Linked DNA regions of Mus musculus: regions 1 and 2 are each linked to region 3. The links are chromatin contacts, found by Hi-C or POLR2A ChIA-PET in ENCODE. All regions are on one chromosome and are shown on one strand. The core of a region is the stretch at or near the end of the contact, and the rest is flanking DNA. Distances in the headings are between cores, read along the strand shown.

Region 1 (2,700 bases), core at 175-2,674, 37 kb before region 3:
TTATTGGCCACTCTTTCTTCTTTTTTCCTTCTTCTTCTTCCTCCTCATCCTTCTTCCTTCTTTCTCCTTCTCCTTCTTCTATCTTCAAGACAGGTTATCTCTATGTAGCCCTAACTGTCCTAGAACTCTCCTAGAACTCGCTCTGTAGGCCAGGCTGGCCTTGAACTTAATCTGCCTGCCTCTGTCTCCTGGGATTAAAGGGGTGCTACCACTGCCCAGTTTATCTATCTGCCATTCTTTTTTTTTTTTTTTTTTTTTTTTGGTTTTTCGAGACAAGGTTTCTCTGTATAGCCCTGGTTGTCAACTCACTCTGTAGACCAGGCTGGCCTCAAACTCAGAAATCTGCCTGCCTCTGCCTCCCGAGTGCTGGGATTAAAGTTGTGAGCCACCACGCCCAACTTATTTCTCAGTTTTAACTAATATTCCCTGGTTGGCCAATTTTAAAGACAAGTCCCTTCCCGCATCATTTCTTTATCTACATCACTTATCCTTTCCTGCTTCTCACAGAATACAGAAAAGACTATATCCAGAAAGACCTTTTCACTCTGCCAAACTCCATCCTTTTACGAGCCTGTTCAAGAGCATCCTCTTTATGAAAATTTCAAACTGACTTTGCTATTTCTGGTTACAGAATCTTACTGTACTTTTTCATGCAAACGGATAACTTCCGTTTATTGGTGGGGATGTATACATAGCTCGTTAGAACCCAAGGAAGCCGTGCTTTTTCCCTTTACAGTCCTTTTACAGCTAGACTCACAGCGTTTGACCTTCAGTAAGGTCTCAGATGATGCTAGAATCTGGTTACCTTTCCAGATTTAATATTAATGAAATGCAGACCTAACATTTAGCAAGTCTTAGTTGTTCAACTGCCATTGCACTTTGGCTGCTATCTTACAAGTCCGTAGCTTAGGCAGAGAAAGTGACCATTTAATCACACATTTTTCAGAGAAGAATTGATAAGGTGGGCTTGGCGGCATGCTTTAACCAAGGAGGAGGCGATTTGGAAAATGATGGGAGAATTAACACTCAGCCTTTATAGCTTTTCTGAACTCTGAGACATTCTTCTCTTTGATCTTTAAACGACCAGGTCTTTCTCTCAGTTCTCCTTGACTTTCGGAAGACACTGAGAACCGGGAGGTGAAGCCACCCCGCCAGCGTCTGTAAAGCCTTTAAGCGGCCCGCGGGGGATCGCACCTCCCGGGTCTCAGAGTCGCTGAGAGGGAGGGGCACATCGCGGCTGGCTGAAGTGTCACGACGCTCTCCTCAAGTCCCGGGGGTCGCTGGGTCCTGGGACTCACCTTCTCTCAACCCGCGAGCTGGAAGCCATAACCAGCCAGTGGCAGCGGGGCCTGCCAGGAACGCTTGGAGCTGCCGCCCGCAGCCTGACACCAGAGCCCTGAGGGCCGCCATCTTGGAACGCACCTGACCGCGTGTGCACTTCCGCTTCCGGAGCAGGGGTGTGCGCAGCCGCTGTGCGGCGGGAGGGTTTCTCGTGGTCACCGATCCCTTCTGTTTCTGTCACCTCCTCTGTCTGTAAATTACACGCCACCCGGTTTCCTTAGTTTTTCTTCCTGCTGGGCAGCTTTTGTGACTGAGGCTAGACCTGTCAGGACAGATTGGGATGGTAAGGACTCTGGCCCTCAGCATCAGAGGTGGAATACAGTTGACCACCCCTCCCACCTGCCGATCTTTGTTGCTAATACACACTTTCTTTTCTTTTCTAAAAGATTTATTTATTTAGTTAGTTAGCTAGTTATTTAATGTATATGAGTACACTGTAGCTGTACAGATGGTTGTGAGCCATCATTGCTTGCTCTCCTGCCCAAAGATATTATTATATCTAATTACACTGTAGCTGTCTTCAGACACCCCAGAAGAGGGCGTCAGATCTCATTACAGATGGTTGTGAGCCACCATGTGGTTGCTGGGATTTGAACTCAGGACCTTCGGAAGAGTGGTTGGTGCTCTTAACCGCTGAGCCATCTCTCCAGCCCCTTATACACACTTTCAATCTTTGTGTTTATATACACTTCCCTGATTTCTTGCAGGGTTTGGAATTATAGAATGCTTTGGTCAGGAGACAGGATTCCTACAAATGACTTTGGTCAGTCCGCCAGTGCAGAGAGGAATGCGAAGCTGGGCCACCCTAGTCACCCTTGTGGCTGCATCCTGGGAAGCCCAGGGCATCCCTAGTTCTTTATGAATGGAAACAACACCGCTCCCCCCTCCCCCCCTATAAAGAGTCACTGCCAGCGTTTCCCACATTGGCACCTCTTTTGTCCTTCACTGTTTTGGAATGAACAGACCTCTCTGCGGAGAAAAGGCTTTAGCCTCTTTTTCGGTCTTCTGTCTCCCTACACTGCCTAAGAGATCTAACATTTGGTGTCAAAGCCCGGGTTGCTGCACCACCATTATGCTAGGTTATTTAAAGGCAGCTGTAGAGAGACAGAAAGAGAGGCTCAGTTTGTCCTTAGCAGGGACAATGCTTATTCTCAGCAAGGGAAGATGGGCAACAGCCCCTTACAGGAGTAGAAATGACTTCGTAGTCTGAAAGGGAAGCTGAGAGATGTGGCCTTTCAGCTGGAAACAATCAGTTAGCCCATGCATCATAAAAGGGAGCTCACTCAGTTGGGGGTGATGTAGTGGATTCTGACCCATTAAGTTCTTCCCATGGATGTACACCTTGTGTGAGCATCCATG
Region 2 (2,700 bases), core at 75-2,574, 42 kb after region 3:
AAAGAGAGGGGACAGAGCCACACGGGCTAAGTGTGCAAGCATAGAGAAATAGCCAAGGGTTTTAGGGAGAATGGGAGGACAGAGTACACCCCTGAATTCTGTTTAGAAGATGAACCGTAAGCCTAGGCTAGAACTGAGGGAGCCTCTACTCCCACCCTTCCGAGGGTTGGCGGCAGCGCTGGGCAGCTGGCCTACCTACCTTTCTGAATGCTAGGGTAGGTTTGAATCACCATGCCGGCCTGGCCCGCTTCTGCCCCCATTGGCACCCTGGCTTCAGTTCCCTGGCAACATCTCTGTGTGTGTGTGTGTGTGTGTGTGAGAGAGAGAGATCAGGAGGAACAAGGGCCTCTGTCTGCCCAGCTGTCTCTCCTTCAGGGCTCTGCCAGACTACACAGTGCATACGTGGGTTTCCACAGGTCGTCTCACTCCCCGCCACTGACTAACTCCAGAACTCCACTTCCCGTTCTCAGTGCCACAAATTTGGTGCCAAATTCTCTCCAGAGAAGCCTCTCTGGAAACTTCCCAGAGGATCCCATTCACCCCAGGGCCCTAGCTCCTGATGACTGCAGATCAGACAAGGGCTCAGATAAGCATACTCCCCCCCCCCCGTAACCCCCTCCCCACATATAAACCTAGAGTTATGCTTCCGAGGTCAAACACGCAACTTTTTGGGTGTGTGTGTATGTCAGAAACACGCAATTATTTGGGAGCTCAAAGTCTGCCGCACTCAAGAATCAACTCTCACCCCCTTTCCAAGACCCGTGCCATTTGAGCAAGAGTTGGGGTGTGCATAATGTAGTCACTAGGGGGCGCTCGGCCATCACGGGGAGATCGTGAACTTGGGCGAGCCGAGTCTGCGTGAGGGAGGACGCGTGTGTCAATGTGAGTGCGTGCATGCATGTGTGTGTGTGTGTAGTGTGTTTGTGAGGTGGGGGAGAAAGCCAGGGGTCACTCTAGTTGTCCCTATCCTCATACGTCCCTGCCAGCTCTCCGCCTTCCAACCCCTACTTTCTCCTATATTCCTGGGAAAGGGAATTGTTCTTAGACCCTGTCCGCATATAACCTCACTCTCCTGTCTCCCCTGATTCCCAATACTCTGGGATTCCCAGTGTGTTCCTGAGCCCAGTTTGAAGGGGTGCACAGATAATTTTGAGGCCGTGGACCCTGGTAAGGGGTTTAGCTTTCCATTTCGCGGTAGTGGCCTAGGGGCTCCCCGAAAGGCGGTGCCTGGCTCCACCAGACCGCTCCCCGGGGCGGGTCTGGGCGGGGCTTGGGGGTGGAGCTAGATTTCCTCTTTTTCTTCCACCGCTGTTACCGGTGAGAAGCGCAGAGGCTTGGGGCAGCCGAGCTGCAGCGAGGCCGCGGCACTGGGGGCGAGCTGAGCGGCGGCAGCGGAGCTCTGTCGCGAGACGCAGCGACAAGGCAGACTATTCAGCGGACTCACCAGCCCGGGAGTCTGTGCTCTGGGATTTGATATTCAAACCTCTTAATTTTTTTTTCTTAAACTGTATTGTTTTACGCTTTAATTTATTTTTGCTTCCTATTCCCCTCTTAAATCGTGCCAACGGTTTGAGGAGGTTGGTTCTTCACTCCCTCAAATCACTTCGGATTGTGGAAATCAGCAGACGAAAGAGGTATCAAGAGCTCCAGAGAGAAGTCAAGGAAGAGAGAGAGAGACCGGTCAGAGAGAGCGCGCTGGCGAGCGAACAGAGAGAGGGACAGGGGCAAAGTGACTGACCTGCTTTTGGGGGTGACCGCCAGAGCGCGGCGTGAGCCCTCCCCCTTGGGATCTTGCATCGGACCAGTCGCGCTGACGGACAGACAGACAGACACCGCCCCCAGCCCCAGCGCCCACCTCCTCGCCGGCGGGCTGCCGACGGTGGACGCGGCGGCGAGCCGCGAGGAACCGAAGCCCGCGCCCGGAGGCGGGGTGGAGGGGGTCGGGGCTCGCGGGATTGCACGGAAACTTTTCGTCCAACTTCTGGGCTCTTCTCGCTCCGTAGTAGCCGTGGTCTGCGCCGCAGGAGACAAACCGATCGGAGCTGGGAGAAGTGCTAGCTCGGGCCTGGAGAAGCCGGGGCCCGAGAAGAGAGGGGAGGAAGAGAAGGAAGAGGAGAGGGGGCCGCAGTGGGCGCTCGGCTCTCAGGAGCCGAGCTCATGGACGGGTGAGGCGGCCGTGTGCGCAGACAGTGCTCCAGCCGCGCGCGCGCCCCAGGCCCCGGCCCGGGCCTCGGTTCCAGAAGGGAGAGGAGCCCGCCAAGGCGCGCAAGAGAGCGGGCTGCCTCGCAGTCCGAGCCGGAGAGGGAGCGCGAGCCGCGCCGGCCCCGGACGGGCCTCCGAAACCATGAACTTTCTGCTCTCTTGGGTGCACTGGACCCTGGCTTTACTGCTGTACCTCCACCATGCCAAGGTAAGCGGTCGTGCCCGTCTGCTGTCGCCGGGCCGTGGCGAGCGCCTCTCCCGCTTGGGGACGTGCGTGCGTGCGAGCGCGCGCGTGGGGGGCTTCGTGCCCCACGCGGGTCCTTGGGCACCGGGCGCGAGGCGTCCCCCTCTGTCGTCGTACGTGGAGGGGGAGGGGGTGCGCGCTAGGTGGGAGGGCGCCAGGATCGTCTCGCCGCCCACGCGGGCCCTGCCCACCCACCAGAGTCACCGCACGTACGATCTGGGCCGAGCAGCGGAGGGCGGGAGCCAGAGGAGGAG
Region 3 (2,700 bases), core at 131-2,630:
AGTGGGGTGTGGTCATGGGGGAATCCTGACGGGGCTGGGTCAAAGCTAATGCGGAGCATGACAGAAAGGCAGATAGATGGTGGAGAGGGGACAGGAGGGCCTGGCCTTCTCGCCAGATGGCTGATTTGCCTAGAGCCAGCAGGGGTCACTGCAGATCTAAGTAACTTTAGCAAGGTAGTGGGCCTCTTGCATCATTACCTGTCTGCATAGCCAGGGTGCAGGACCAGTTCTGGACAGGTGCTTGAGGTTTGCCTCATGTAGTTGAAAGTGACTATCTTGGTCATCTGGCCCTGATGTCCTTGTAGGCCTCCACAGCTGCCTGAGCTCATGGCCTACTGAGCCCAGCTTCCAGCAGGACCTGGAAAGTCTCTAGGGATGCCTTCTATAGAAGCCACCTGGGCCCAAGGCATCTCTCTTCTTGTTCTGGCTCAGCAGGTTGGTAACCAAGGATAGGAAACGTGTAAACCTCATTTTATCAAGGTCCCCTGAGTTTATCTGCACCTGTGTTGCCACAAATGCTTAGCGAAACACCAGTTTACAGTCCTATCTGGGTTAGAGGGCATGTGGGTCCTAGGGAGGTTCATGTCTCAACTGCACCCCTCCCCCACTTACTATAAAGTAGAGTGAAACATGTTTCCTCTAAGATAATGCAAAGAACAAGTGCACAGAGAATGATGTAATTGTATTCTAATAAAAATTATTATTTAAAAAAGTGCACAGAAGAAAATTTCCTTCCCTAAGCTTGACAGAGGGGCTCAGTTCTTCTGGAAGAGTTCCAACAGAAAAGGCCCCCTTAGGACAGGTGGGATGGCTCAGAGGGCAAAGGTGCTTCATGCCAGGTCTGACCAACTGAAGTGCAAGACCCAGAACACACATGATGGGAGAACTGACCAGATTAAAACTAATGTGTGTAATAAAATAAGAAAAGCTCATTTAGAAGTCCTCTCATCTAACGCCCCGTCTCTGCTTTCATTAAAAAAGAAAGGTTGGTAGGGGTTTGAGGAAACTAACTCGCACTGAGGGTGGGGACATCTGGACCGTCGTGGTAGAAGGAAGGAAGCAGGCTCCCAAATGTGAGCTCCTGAGGTTCCATAGCAAGCAAGGCACTGGGAGAGCTCCCAGCCCCTGGCTCCCAGCCAGGAGTCTTCACCCCACCCCACCCTACCCCACCTCCCTCCCCCAAACACACACTCTCTACCCGTCCATCCTCCGGGTCTGGATGCCAAAAGTCTGGAATAGAGCCTGTGCCCTATACACACAAGGCTGCGGTTTCCTCTGTGTGACCCGCAGGCTACCCGGAGGGTGTGGGTGTCGAGCGCGCGCACCAAGGTTGTGTAACAAGCTCCCGGCTTGTGTGCACGCGCTGTGTAACCTGATGCAACAGGGAAGTTTGCGGTCCCGTGAGCTGGGGTGTGGGCGCTTGGCTGGTGGCCAAACCACAAGGACTATTTGACTTACGGCTGTGGAGGAGGCTGCGTTTGGGGGTCGTGGGGCTGTCTACGTCAGGGCTTGTCTGGCTTGCATTGCCCACATCCTGGTCCTTGTGGGCACAGGACTGGGAATGGGGCTGCCTGGTCAGGTGGTGTTGGGGAGAGACTAGTAGACAAGGAATGGTCCCATGTTAGCATGCTGTTGTGACGGGTGGAGAACCGGCTGACTTCCGCCCTGCCCTCGGTGTTTTCCAAGAGCTAACTCTCCTGCCAGTTCCACCTATCTGTCCTGCAGACCTGCACCTCTTACCTCAGATTCAAGTCTTTCTTCTATGCAGCAGTATCTGTCTTTCCTTCCTCTAGCCACTGGAGACCTACATCCCTGTCTCTGTGGACTAGGCTTTCCCCGCACACCTATGTGTGAAGCAGAATGAGGGGAAAGGTTAAAGGGCAAACGCTAATGTTGCCCGTCCAGTTTCTCTAACCCTGTCAGCTCACTACCATTTTGAGCCAAGTGCCTAAGAATGATGTAGGTTCTTCTTGCCTCCCTGGACCCATCTGGAAGGGGGAGTCTTTGCCCTCCCTCCATGGGGCTGACAAAAGGGTCGCTCAGGGACATGGAACTAAAGGGTCCAGGAAGGGATTTGAATGGGAGTTGCCCTTGCTTTTTTTGTCCCCTACCTATACCATCTCACAGATGCCACAGGCACTTCGGAGAGCAAGGGCCCTGGAAGACATGACTAAGAAAGGCATGGCACTGTCTTGCCCGCCCTGGTGAGGGGTGGGTCCACGGCCACGAGTGTATCTTTGATGAAGAGAGATGGGGTTTACGTTTTTATATTCTATTTATTTTTTATTTATTTGCCGCGCGCGCGTGTGTGTGTGTGTGTGTGTGTGTGTGTATGATGCGTGTGGTGCATACATCCCACAGCATGAAACTCAGAGGACCTCCTGCCTCCATCTCTCAACTTCTGAGATTACATACGTTGTGGTCCACCATGCCTGGTTTATATGTTGGCGATCGAACCCAGGGCTTTCTGACTGCCAGGGAAGAGCTCAACCCACTGAGCTCCATCCTCAGACCATGGTCTGGTTCTGTTTGTTTGTTTTTGTTTTTACCTTTACCCACCTATGCTATCCCTTAGAGAGATACTTTCCTTGTGGGCGGCCAGTGGGTACCAGAGAAGCAGGGCTAGATAAAGTGGGGAGGGAATCTGTGTCCAACCCCTCTTTTTTCTCTGGCTGAGTGGCACCTGGCACTGTGACGCTC

What was found. A loop is a pair of places that touch in the nucleus more often than their neighbours do. ChIA-PET counts read pairs that join two places held with the same protein, here RNA polymerase II (POLR2A).
Region 1: POLR2A ChIA-PET joins it to region 3 with 13 read pairs in embryonic stem cell. The contact joins the promoter of Mrps18a here to the enhancer-like site in region 3. POLR2A ChIA-PET finds 5 or more read pairs at or near these places in 3 of 5 experiments (Patski and embryonic stem cell).
Region 2: a loop to region 3 is called in a map of T-helper 2 cell, with 2.1 times the contacts of the local background. The contact joins the promoter of Vegfa here to the enhancer-like site in region 3. A Hi-C loop is called at or near these places in 2 of 37 maps with a recorded cell type or tissue (T-helper 2 cell and regulatory T cell). POLR2A ChIA-PET finds 5 or more read pairs at or near these places in 4 of 5 experiments (Patski and embryonic stem cell).

Annotation. Positions count from the first base shown.
Region 1 is chr17:46,109,728-46,112,427 of GRCm38, reverse strand. It overlaps Mrps18a (mitochondrial ribosomal protein S18A), which reads right to left and starts at 1,424. Exons shown (of 6, transcript NM_026768.3): 1 at 1,299-1,424. The coding sequence starts at 1,410.
Region 2 is chr17:46,031,001-46,033,700 of GRCm38, reverse strand. Vegfa (vascular endothelial growth factor A) reads left to right here and starts at 1,324. Exons shown (of 7, transcript NM_009505.4): 1 at 1,324-2,410. The coding sequence starts at 1,811.
Region 3 is chr17:46,072,756-46,075,455 of GRCm38, reverse strand. No RefSeq gene overlaps it. Among named protein-coding and RNA genes, the nearest start is that of Mrps18a, 37 kb to the left of the region's middle. Within about 2 kb of position 1,380, at least 1 of the 3 ENCODE cell types and tissues checked has a DNase peak (open chromatin) inside an H3K27ac peak, as active enhancers do.